2 separate regions of the Mus musculus genome follow, and region 2 is linked to region 1. A link is a loop called in an ENCODE intact Hi-C map of the cell type or tissue named here. Cell type or tissue: heart. All regions are shown on one strand. Each heading gives the region's core, and the rest is flanking DNA. Links, peaks and the distances in the headings are about the cores only.

Region 1 (5,382 bases), core at 317-5,316:
GCTGGCTGCCCGGAAGAGGAGTGAGTCAGGTACTCAGGTGATTTCATGTGAACCTTCTGCCCATCTTAGCTGGGAGGAAAAAGTTGGGCTGGAGGTTTTAGAAAGTAGGGGAAGAGAGGAAGGAGGAGGAGGAAGACAGAGGAAGATGAAGTGAGATGAAGATGGAACAGAACCACACAGCCCAGAGAAGCCGAGAGGAACGTGGATCCCAGCAAGCTGGGAAATAGAGTAGTGTAGTGGAGAATCTGCCCCATCTAGACCTTCAGGTTATAACTATTGTAACTGAATTTTGTGTTTGTGCAGGGGCATATTGGGGTTAGAGATTTACTACAACAAGTATCATTATACATAGTTACCTCTACTTCACGTTAAAAGGAACAGCATCATTGAGTGCTCTATTTATAATCTTATATCCACTCAGTGATAAACTTCACATTGGACCCTATGTTCTGCCTAGCCCAAAACATGTGCTCTTAGCAAAAGACAATCTTGGTTTGATTAAGAATTTTGCTTTTAAGACCTCTGGAACAGCCTTTGTCTTACGTAACTCTCCCACCCATAGTCCTTTTCTCCAAGGTTTAGACTACAACAGTCTTATCTCATCTATGAGTATTCCACAGAGCCTTCCTAATCTAGTACCTTCCAGGTAAGAAGAATAATGTCTCCATCCCAAAGATGCCCACGTTTTTATTCATAGACCCAGTGTGAATGGTATCTTTGCTGAATGGTAGTGAGAGGAGGGAATTAAAGAAAGTAGATAGAATTAAGATGGCTTATCAGATGATTTGGGTATGAAGAGATTAAAGAGCCAATACAATCACAGAGATTTCCAAAGTTGAGAGAATGAAACAAGAAAACCAGTCGATAGAAAACAGAGAACAGATGAAAAGGGTTCCCAAGTCACAGAACATAAGAAGCTTCTAGAAACTAGAAAAATAGAAGAAATATACTCCCACCAGACCACCCAGAATGAATGCTTGATTTTACTCCAGGGTAACCCACTTTGTCCCTCTGACCTCCAGAACCTTGAAAAGACAATTCAACTTTTTGTAAAGAAAGTACAAGACCTGATCCCTTTCTTCTGGCCTCAAACACCCTGTGTTGCCATGTTCCATGTTCCACTAAAGCTCTGGTTAGCTGGGATTTCCTATGGAACTGATATACCCTTGCTAGTTCCCCAATGATGCCACCCTCTGGTAAAAATCAAGAGCTGCCAGTGAGGTGCAGGCCCGCTGCTGGGCTCATGTTCCCTCCCAAGCACATACACAAATAGGAAGAGGACTTCCAGGGTATCATTTCGTAGCCAGCAAGTGTCTTGGGTTTCACTTCAGTGGTTAAGGATGTGTCACCCAGGCGCCTTAGCAAGGGGCACTTCCAACCTTCAATTAAAGAGCTGTCATTTGCTCTATATATTAACATCCAGAACAACAAACACACTGTGACATGGTCATTAGAGACAGCCATAATCCATGGCCCGCTGTGTATTGATGTCAAGCCTGCTGCGCTTGACAACTGAAATAATCCCAAAGAAAGCATGCGCTTTCAGAGCCAGCACTCCAGTGAGGATATCCACCCCTGGCTGCCTTCCATCGTCCCACCTCTATCTTGATTCAACCACAGAGTTTTAAATCCTTTATCTTTTTTACAGAAAGACAACCACTTCTCATACTGGGAACTGTACTACAGGTTTTCATTGGTGGGACCTAGTGGGAAATCTTTACTGCAGGCACATAATAAAATTTCACGTTGTTATGATCCTAATCCAAAGGATGTCATGATAGAATGGACCTTAGGACTGACTTGTAAACGCAACCAACTAAACAAGCAAAACAACCTAGAGGTCATGAAGCACATGGGAAATGGAGAAAAAAACTCTAGATAGACAGAAAGGCTAATGGAAAGTCTCTCCACCTCTCTGTGGAAAGTGAGCAGTTTTCTTTCCACTGAAGAGCCTGTGTTGGTCACATCCTGTCCATACATCACAGATGCAAGTCCCACGGATGCAGCCACCTGAGAGCAGGGGAGAAGATGCATATTATATGCACTGATAAATCACTTAGGAGGCATGATCCTGCACCATCCAAGGAATACAAGGATCTAAATGTTAACTAGGGAAGCAAGAAAAAGAAGTAAACCTCAGCGGCCCAGAGTACTCCGGGGCCCAGAAAACAAAAGCAAAACAAACAAAACTCATGAATGGGTTAAAAAGCAGAGCTTATCTCTTAATGGTGCTGCAGCAACTGTCCAGTGGGCCACTGCGGGGATCTCAATGGGAAGTATCCCTGAGAGGGAATCTGTTGTTGGTACATAATATACAGCATCCTTCCTGGTTATTACTTGATAGGCATGGGCTACCCTCATGCATCCTCATCCAGAGGCTGCCTCCGGGCTGAGTCACAAGGCTCTGGCCTGTTGGCCTGTTGCATGTCAGCAGAGCCAGCTCCCTTGAATGACTCACAGGGACACTTGATGGTCCTAGCATCCTGCAGCAGCAGTCTTCCTCAGAAGGAAGCTAGAGAACACACAGGCTCGCCGACCTCTAAATATGTGTGCATCTTTAGAGGAGTCACTGTTCTTTTACATTATTCTGCCTCTGTTTTTACTAATAAGGTGTTATTTTTATGTGTGTGAGAATATATGTGCTTGTTTAGGTGGGGGTGCACACGTGTTGGTGGGTGCACATGAATGTGTGTGCAATACTTACTGAACTTAGGAGACAGTCTTTAAGAAACAACATCCTTAGGACATCCTTAACAATTCCTATCCCCCTTTTTTTTTGACAGCATCTCTCATTGGCACACACACACACACACACACACACACGGGGGGGGGGGGGGAAGAGAGAGAGAGAGAGAGAGAGAGAGAGAGAGAGATCCAATAAGGTCTTCAAAGTAACTCTGAAAGAATTGCATTCCCATTCTTTTCTCTGAACACAGACACAGAAGATGTTCTTCAAATGGCTATGTTCTGCAAATGCAAATACCCTGTTGGGAAGGTTGTATTTACAAACAGCCAAACACACTGTCTTGTTTTATTCCAATGAGCTCCAATGAACAGAGGAGATGAATATGTGAGGCAAATTGATAGAGACTTTCAGGTTTTCTGGAGAACTTAATAGATTTTTACAGACCTAGCATGGGTCTCTAATATCCTCAAGAAATCGCAGCCCTTTTCAAACTTTTCTTTCTCCTTTGTCGTGATCAGAATTTTCTATGTATTGTCGCCACCTGCTGGGAAATCGTAGGATCGGCTTCTGGTGGCATGTAAGGAGGACACCTAGCCAGCACAGGGAGGTGTGAGAGATGAGATTGTCAAATTCATGCATGGCTTTCATTCCAGAAGGAGTCACTCACCTGGCCTTGGCACTCAGGAGTCTGAGCTTTAATAGTCTTCTGGATTCAGAGCTAAAGTCTACATTCCCGCTGGTAAATCATCTGAGTGTTGAATCACCTCCTCTCTGAAATATTTTCCTTCTGTGTGATCTCAGTGATACTTCTGTTTAGGCTAATTTTCTACTGATGTGTTTTGATCAGGAATGGAAACTAACTACTTCCAGTACTCTGGGGGAAAGCCCTCTGCATGTTTGCAGACTGGTTCACAAGTGTGCCTAGTTTCTCTACAAATGTCTTCAGTTTTGTTTTTCTTTTTCTTTAAATTGACTTTGGCCCATTTTCAAAAAGGTACTCTCCATTTCTATATATCATTCCTAAATACTTCCAACACCTCTGTCTCTTTCCATACTGGGAGAACATGACACCCCATCAAGGAATCTTGCTAAAGGCAAATACAATGGAGCCATTGTCATGTGGACCCCTCTCAGATCATCATTCCCTTGGAAACTATTTTCTCAGCACCTGCGTGAGACACGAAAGCGAGGTCCACAGGGCAGACAGGATGACCGTGCCAGAGAGAGGAGGCAATGCAACTATAGCTGTGCATAGAATGCACAAGGATGCTGATGCTTGGGAGACAGGAGCAGCCATGGGGCTACGAAAGGCCAGGGAAGGGAAAGAATGCTTCCAGCAAGGGTACACGGAAGGCTCTGAGGCAGCAGTGAGACTGAAGAGCTCTTTGAAGAATACGTAGAATTCTGTTGGACTGAAAAGAAGGGGGCTAGGAAGGGACACGGGCTTCTGAAGAGAGTCAAAAAGTCTGATGAACACCCGAGACCATGGGTGTGGATAAAAAGTGCTGGATGTGGTTGCATTGAGTGAGTCATGGGCAGACAGGGAAAAGTGGATGGGATGGATTGTGAAGACATCTCCTACAAGGGGAGCCATTCAAGGATCCAGGTGCTCTGTTCATTTCATGGAACTCCTATTTGATTTTATCACCTTGCATACCAGCTGCTCTCAGTGTCACTTGCTGTCCATCCAGTGTTGGGTCTTAGTTTGGAGTCACTGCTGTAAGCTAGAGCTTGGCTGTCACTGTTTCTCTCTACCTCTGGGCAGCCTGTGTGACACTAACCTGACCCCACGCCTTTCCTTGCCCAACCCATCAGAAGACCAGTGCCAGCTGACTAGTCATTCCTGGCTTCTTTTCCTGACACTTTGTCAATAAAGGTAGGTCATGAGGCAGTGAGATCCTGGACAAGTTACCCATCACCGTGGCTTCAATATTCTCAACTTTAACGAGACAGGGGTCACATCTTAGAGCTTATATCCCAGTCCACAAGCCATCCCGGCCATTTTTGTGGACTCAATTTAGATTCACTGAAAGAATTTGCTTCTGAAACTAGAGTTTAAAACAAACTGGATCTGCTATGTAGTCAACCTGCTTTGAGTTATGTGTTTCCAAAAAGGAGAAGGCGAAAGGAAGAGAGAAGAAGCAGGCCTGCTTTCCTTCTTGCCAAACTGCCTCTCTTCCAGGAGATGCTTTTAAAGACAAAGAGAAAATGATGGATCAGAAATTACAGAGGAAAACATGCGCTACAGGTGGGCACCCAGCATATGCTTCAGCCAACACTCTCTGTCCTCTGTGCATTTGATCACCACACTGGCCTCGCTCGCTTGATTGAATCTGTCAATATGGGCAAGCCTTTCCCTCTCTGGTCCTCACTGAAGCCTGTGTCCGATTTTAATTAAGTCTTATGACAATCCTGTAAAGTTAGGTGCTATAAAGCCTACTGTGTAGAAAAGGAAATTAAGGCTTTGGATTTCTTATGCCTTCTGGTGAGTGAACTTGACAACCATTCTACTTTGACATTTCTTGTACTGAAGGAAAGGGAACTTAGGCCATCCAGATCCATAGAGCCTTATAACAAATTACCTTTGAGGTCTTACAATTATGGCACTATAAAACGCAAGAGAAATGTCTGCATTTGTAGTCCTGAACCCTCTGAACCTTGGCCGCCTGCAGCTAATTAGCAGTCACAGAAGCAAG
Region 2 (5,382 bases), core at 222-5,221, 270 kb before region 1:
TTATTGGAGTGAATGAAAGTCACACGATTAACACCTCTGTTTCCATTCAAGTTGGGGTCCAAGCAAAAGAAAAAGAATGCATCTGATGAAGTTCAGAATATCACCTTCTAAACTACCAAGCGTGGCATTATAAAGTGGGCTTAATTCCTGTCAACCACAACTCCGAATGCCCATTGGATAGGCTGTAGGGAGAAGATGTTCTCAGAGCCCTGCAACAGAGAACTTTCTCAACGATGGCTTGCTGTAGCCTGCTTCCTTTCTGAGGCCACTTGGATCAACTCTGCAACAGAGCTGGTTTGGGCAGGTCTTTGTCTTCAGGAACGAGGCCTTCCTTTTGCCCGGAGGCCTTGAAATGGGTCAAAACAATGTATTACTTATATGAACTCCAAGGCCAAAATGTTCTCTTTGTAGGGTCCTTTCTCAAGTTTTTTCCTGTTATGACTGTCCAACAGAAACTCTCAGAGAATCGGCAGCAAAATTAAGCCAAAACTCAGAATGAAACTTTGTTTTTGGAATGGCTATCTTGCCAAAAGCTATCTACAGATTCAATGCAATCCCAATCAAAATTCCAACTCAATTCTTCAACAAATTAGAAAGAGCAATCTGCATATTCATATGGAATAACAAAAAACCTAGAATAGCAAAAACTCTTCTCAAGGATAAAAAAACCTCTGGTGGAATCACCATGCCTGACCTAAATCTGTACTACAGAGCAACTGTGATAAAAACTGCATGGTACTAGTACTTTCGACAGACAAGTAGACCAATGGAATAGAATTGAAGACCCAGAAATGAACCCACACACCTATGGTCACTTGATCTTTGACAAGGGAGCTAAAACCGTCCAGTGGAAAAAAGACAGCATTTTCAACAAATGGTGCTGGCGCAACTGGCGATTATCATGTAGAAGAATGCAAATTGATCCATTCCTATCTCCTTGTACTAAGATCAAATCTAAGTGGATCAAGGAACTCCACATAAAACCAGAGATAGTGAAACTTATAGAGGAGAAAGTGGGGAAAAGCCTCAAAGATATGGGCACAGGGGAAAAATTCCTGAATAGAACAGCAATGGCTTGTGCTGTAAGATCGAGAATCGACAAATGGGACCTTATAAAATTGCAAAGCTTCTGTAAGGCAAAAGACACCATCAATAAGACAAAAAGGCCACCAACAGATTGGGAAAGGATCTTTACCTATCCTAAATTAGATAGGGGACTAACATCTAATATATATAAAGAACTCAAGAAGGTGGACTCCAGAAAATCAAATAACCCCATTAAAAATGGGGTTCAGAGCTAAACAAAGAATTCTTACCTGAGGAATACTGAATGGCTGAGAAGCACCTGAAAAATGCTGGAAAGAACCCAGATGCCCCTCAACAGAAAATGTAGTACATTTACACAATGGAGTACTACTCAGCTATTAAAAAGAATGATTTTATGAAATTCCTAGGCAAATGGATGGACCTGGAGGGCATCATCCTGAGTGAGGTAACACAATCACAAAAGAACTCACATGATATGTACTCACTGATAAGTGGATATTAGCCCAGAAACTTAGAATACCCAAGATATAAGATACAATTTGTAAAACACATGAAACTCAAGAAGAACGAAGACCAAAGTGTGGACACTTTGCCCCTTCTTAGAATTGGGAATAAAACACCCTTGAAAGGAGTTACAGAGACAAAGTTTGGAGCTGAGATGAAAGGATGGACCATCTAAAGACTGCCATACCCGGGGATCCATCCCATAATCAGCCTCCAAACGCTGACACCATTGCCTATACTAGCAAGATTTTGCTGAAAGGACCCAGATATAGCTGTCTCTTGTGAGGCTATTCTTGGACCTAGCAAACACATAAGTGGATGCTCACAGTCAGCTATTGAATGGAACACAGGGCCCCCAATGGAGGAGCTAGAGAAAGTACTCAAGGAGCTAAAGGGATCTGCAACCCTATAGGTGGAACAACATTATGAACTAACCAGTACCCCGGAGCTCTTGACTCTAGCTGCATATGTATCAAAAGATGACCTAGTCAGCCATCAGTGGAAAGAGAGGCCCATTGGTCATGCAAACTTTATATGCCTAAGTACAGGGGAATGCCAGGGCCAAGAAGAAGTGGGAGGTGGGTGAGGGGAGGAGAGTTGGGGGGAGGGTATGGGGGATTTTTGGGATAGCATTGGAAATGTAAATGCAGAAAATACCTAATATAATTAAAACTAACTAACTAACTAACTAACTAACTAAATAAGAAACTTTGTTAATAGAAAGCCAGCTCTATGTATAAGCTTCAGAGGTTTATATCACTCTTTCTCTTGTAAACTCATGGCAGAAGAATTAGAATCTAAGCTTAAATTCCCTTACAGTTTTAAAGCTAAAGAAGAGAAGACCCAAAGGAACTGAAGTCTGAAATGTGATTCTGTTGCTCTTATTTATAGGCTGCAAGTTGCTGGTCTCTGGCCCGTCCACACCTTGTCATTCTGTCCCTGCAGCCTGCACTTGCTTTTCCTGGGTCAAGTGTGTTTCCTGAGGGGCTACAGAAAACACATTGTCCTAAGTCGGCTTTCTTATGAATGTAAGTAGTTAAGGTTTTTAAAGATTGATATTTCCAACTGGTGAGCCACACCTACCACTTTAGAGAAGAAGCCAAACCACAAACTCTGAAGCAATTATTTTTAAAAAAAATTACATTCTTATACCATGGGGCTGAGTATGTGTCTAAGACTCTGTGTGTCCAAATGTAATGTCCACTTAGTGGAAAGGCTGGGCATGTGCTGGCACAGTGGACATAGTAATGTCCAACAGCCCACGTCCTCAGCCTGCAAGGCAAGAAGGCTCTTGCAGATGCCATCATGTATTGTAAGATGGGGAGGGAGCATCTTCTAAATCATTTAGTAAGTCCACTATAATCATGGGGAACTTATGAAAGAAAAGTCAGAACTTCTGAGTAAGACAGATATTGACAGTGTCACACCATTATTTGGGGATGGACCAAAAGCCAAGGAACATAGGTGGCTGCTAGAAGCTGGACAAGGCTAGCAAATGGATTTTTCTCTTAAAGGCAGCAGAAATCATGTAACTGTGCCCAAACTTTGATTTCAGACCAGTAGGTGGCATTTTGGACTTTTAGTCTTAGTAACTGTAGGAGAATAAACTTACTGAGTTTATGGTCATTTCTGACAGTGGCTGCTGAGGACTTGTACAGATGGTTAAGAGTTTAGATTCCAGAGAAAAACCAGCCTCCTCTAGTCTCAGCCTGACCACGTGTGTCCCTGAGGCCCACCAGCATACATTGAACTACTTGCAGTGTGCTATAATGCATCACTTAGCCTATGGGTGGCCAAGCCTTTGCTTGAAATTGACTGACTTCTAAAGCCCAGGTTTATCTTTGATTTCTCATAGTTGGAAACTGTTATTCTCACTCATGCCTTGGCTGAGTCCATCATTTTCAGAGTCCCTCAGCTACCATATTGTTTGAGCCAAATGGTCCTTCAGTTTTCCTGAGACGTATGTTTTTGCTTTGGGCCATGAAATTTTGCTTTAAGCTGTCACAGGTCATAAAACAAGCAAACAGAAAGCCTTCACATATTTAAAAATAACTATGTATAAATACCTATAGGGGTAGCTGTAATCATTCATCAGGATGAAAATATCAGAAAATTTAAAGCTTAAGGCTTTTCCCAAGCTACAGAATTACACACACACACACACACACACACACACACACACACACACACACACGTCTCAACCTTATGAACTAACAAAAAGCCTTTACAATCAACTGAGGTAAAAAAAAAATCTGTCCCATACATGCAAAAATTTAATAAATCCTAAGCCCCCTCAAAGTCTTTAAAGTGTTTATTTTACTAATCCAATCTGGGCATTTGTCTTATTTCTCAAAGTTCTCTTGAAATGTACCAAATGTTAGGCTATTCTAAGGTGAATCCTTTCAAATTTCTTGTTCAAATTAAATTTAAATATAAGACAAGAGAGTAAGGCAAAGACACACCCAATAGAGCTGACCTCAAAGAGGTGGCTCGCGTGTGCCCCAGGAAAAGAGAATGGGTCATAGAGATGGAGCAGAAGCAGCATGATAGTGCCCATTCTGCAACATGGAAGGAAACAGCAGTCGTGGCTAAACTTAACCCTGGACAAAGGTAAAGGCCTGCCTTGGGTGTCCTTATAAAGTGTAAAATTGATTTTGTATTACATGTATTATTCTGATTAATCAGGTAGCATGGCAGAGATATGCTTGTGATTTCCTGTGACACAATATCCAATCTCATGGGTCTCTTGACCCACTGAAGGCATTTGCTCAATCCAATTGAAATGTTCCCAGTAGGATTAAAGAGGAAGTTCTATGGTTCTATCCATAGGTTGGTTATTTTAACCAATGACGTGAATAAACTATTAACATAAGGAGTAATAATTTAGGCATCATTATATTATTAACACAACTAACAGATACATAACTCACAATTGCCTGGAAGGTGCCTTGGAGTTGGCACTGTGTTCAGTACAGGATTTGTAGAATATGTGTGAGCTATAAGTTAAAAATGGAATGAAACCCAATCCTAAAACTCATTTCTAAGGTGTACTTGAATATTGTTATATAGATTTTTCTCTATATCCTAGCCGACACTCATTTAGCCACACAGTGAAGATGCTAACTACAATGTGGAAATCAATTATTGCAGAACTCATCACTTGAAGTTTGGTGTGAGTGATGAAAATAAGGAGCTTATTAAACTCAAGGATTCTGGCCCTGGTTAAGAAGGAGCTGCCGTGGGCTTGCAGCCCATAGACTTCCTCTGGTTTTTGTTCACTAGGAAAAGCATGGCGTTCTGCTTGACTGTTATGCATTTCAGCACTGGTGATATCATCACTGTCAGCTACAGCCAGAGGGTCTGTTCATGATGCCCTGATTCAGTGCTATGGCCCATATATATCCTCTAGTAATATGTGAAAGTTATGTATGGCATTCCGATGTATCTATAACTCCTTGGTTCACATCAATTCTGCATGGACTGAACTCAAGAGTAACTAAAGCTACTTTATTGTCAACATAAACCTAAGATGTTGATGTTTAGCGGTTTGGATAGCTTAAGAGAATTCCATCACCACCGCTAAAAATGCTGTCTAACATGTGTGATCAACAGATACTCAAATGGGAGCTGTTTCTCCATAGTTTCCAGGAGAATTCCAATGAAAATATTAACTTATTTAAAACATTTAAAGTTCACTGCAGAATTATTTTTAAACTGGAAATTCTATTAGATCTGCAGAACTTTTGAAATAATTTCAGGTTTTATGTGTCATTACTTTACTTATTTTTTTGCCAGAAGGATTGCGGGTGATAGAAATTTCTTGAGAAAATG

The links. Hi-C counts contacts between places; a loop is a spot of excess contacts. Peaks named below come from ENCODE experiments on the same cell type or tissue, not always from the same donor. Only the 100,000 strongest peaks of a DNase experiment are listed, where the experiment ranks them.
Region 2: a loop joins it to region 1, with 2.3 times the contacts of the local background. A loop is called at or near these places in 2 of 42 quality-filtered maps.

What each region holds. Positions count from the first base shown.
Region 1 is chr2:117,539,533-117,544,914 of GRCm38, reverse strand. No RefSeq gene overlaps it. Among named protein-coding and RNA genes, the nearest start is that of Gm32137, 100 kb to the right of the region's middle. In heart, for the core only: a CTCF peak has its summit at 3,232 (motif pointing left); no DNase peak of the experiment used is centred there.
Region 2 is chr2:117,809,435-117,814,816 of GRCm38, reverse strand. It overlaps Gm13985 (predicted gene 13985), which reads left to right and starts at 2,015. Exons shown (of 3, transcript NR_126427.1): 1 at 2,015-2,069; 2 at 2,443-2,579. In heart, for the core only: a CTCF peak has its summit at 3,090 (motif pointing right); no DNase peak of the experiment used is centred there.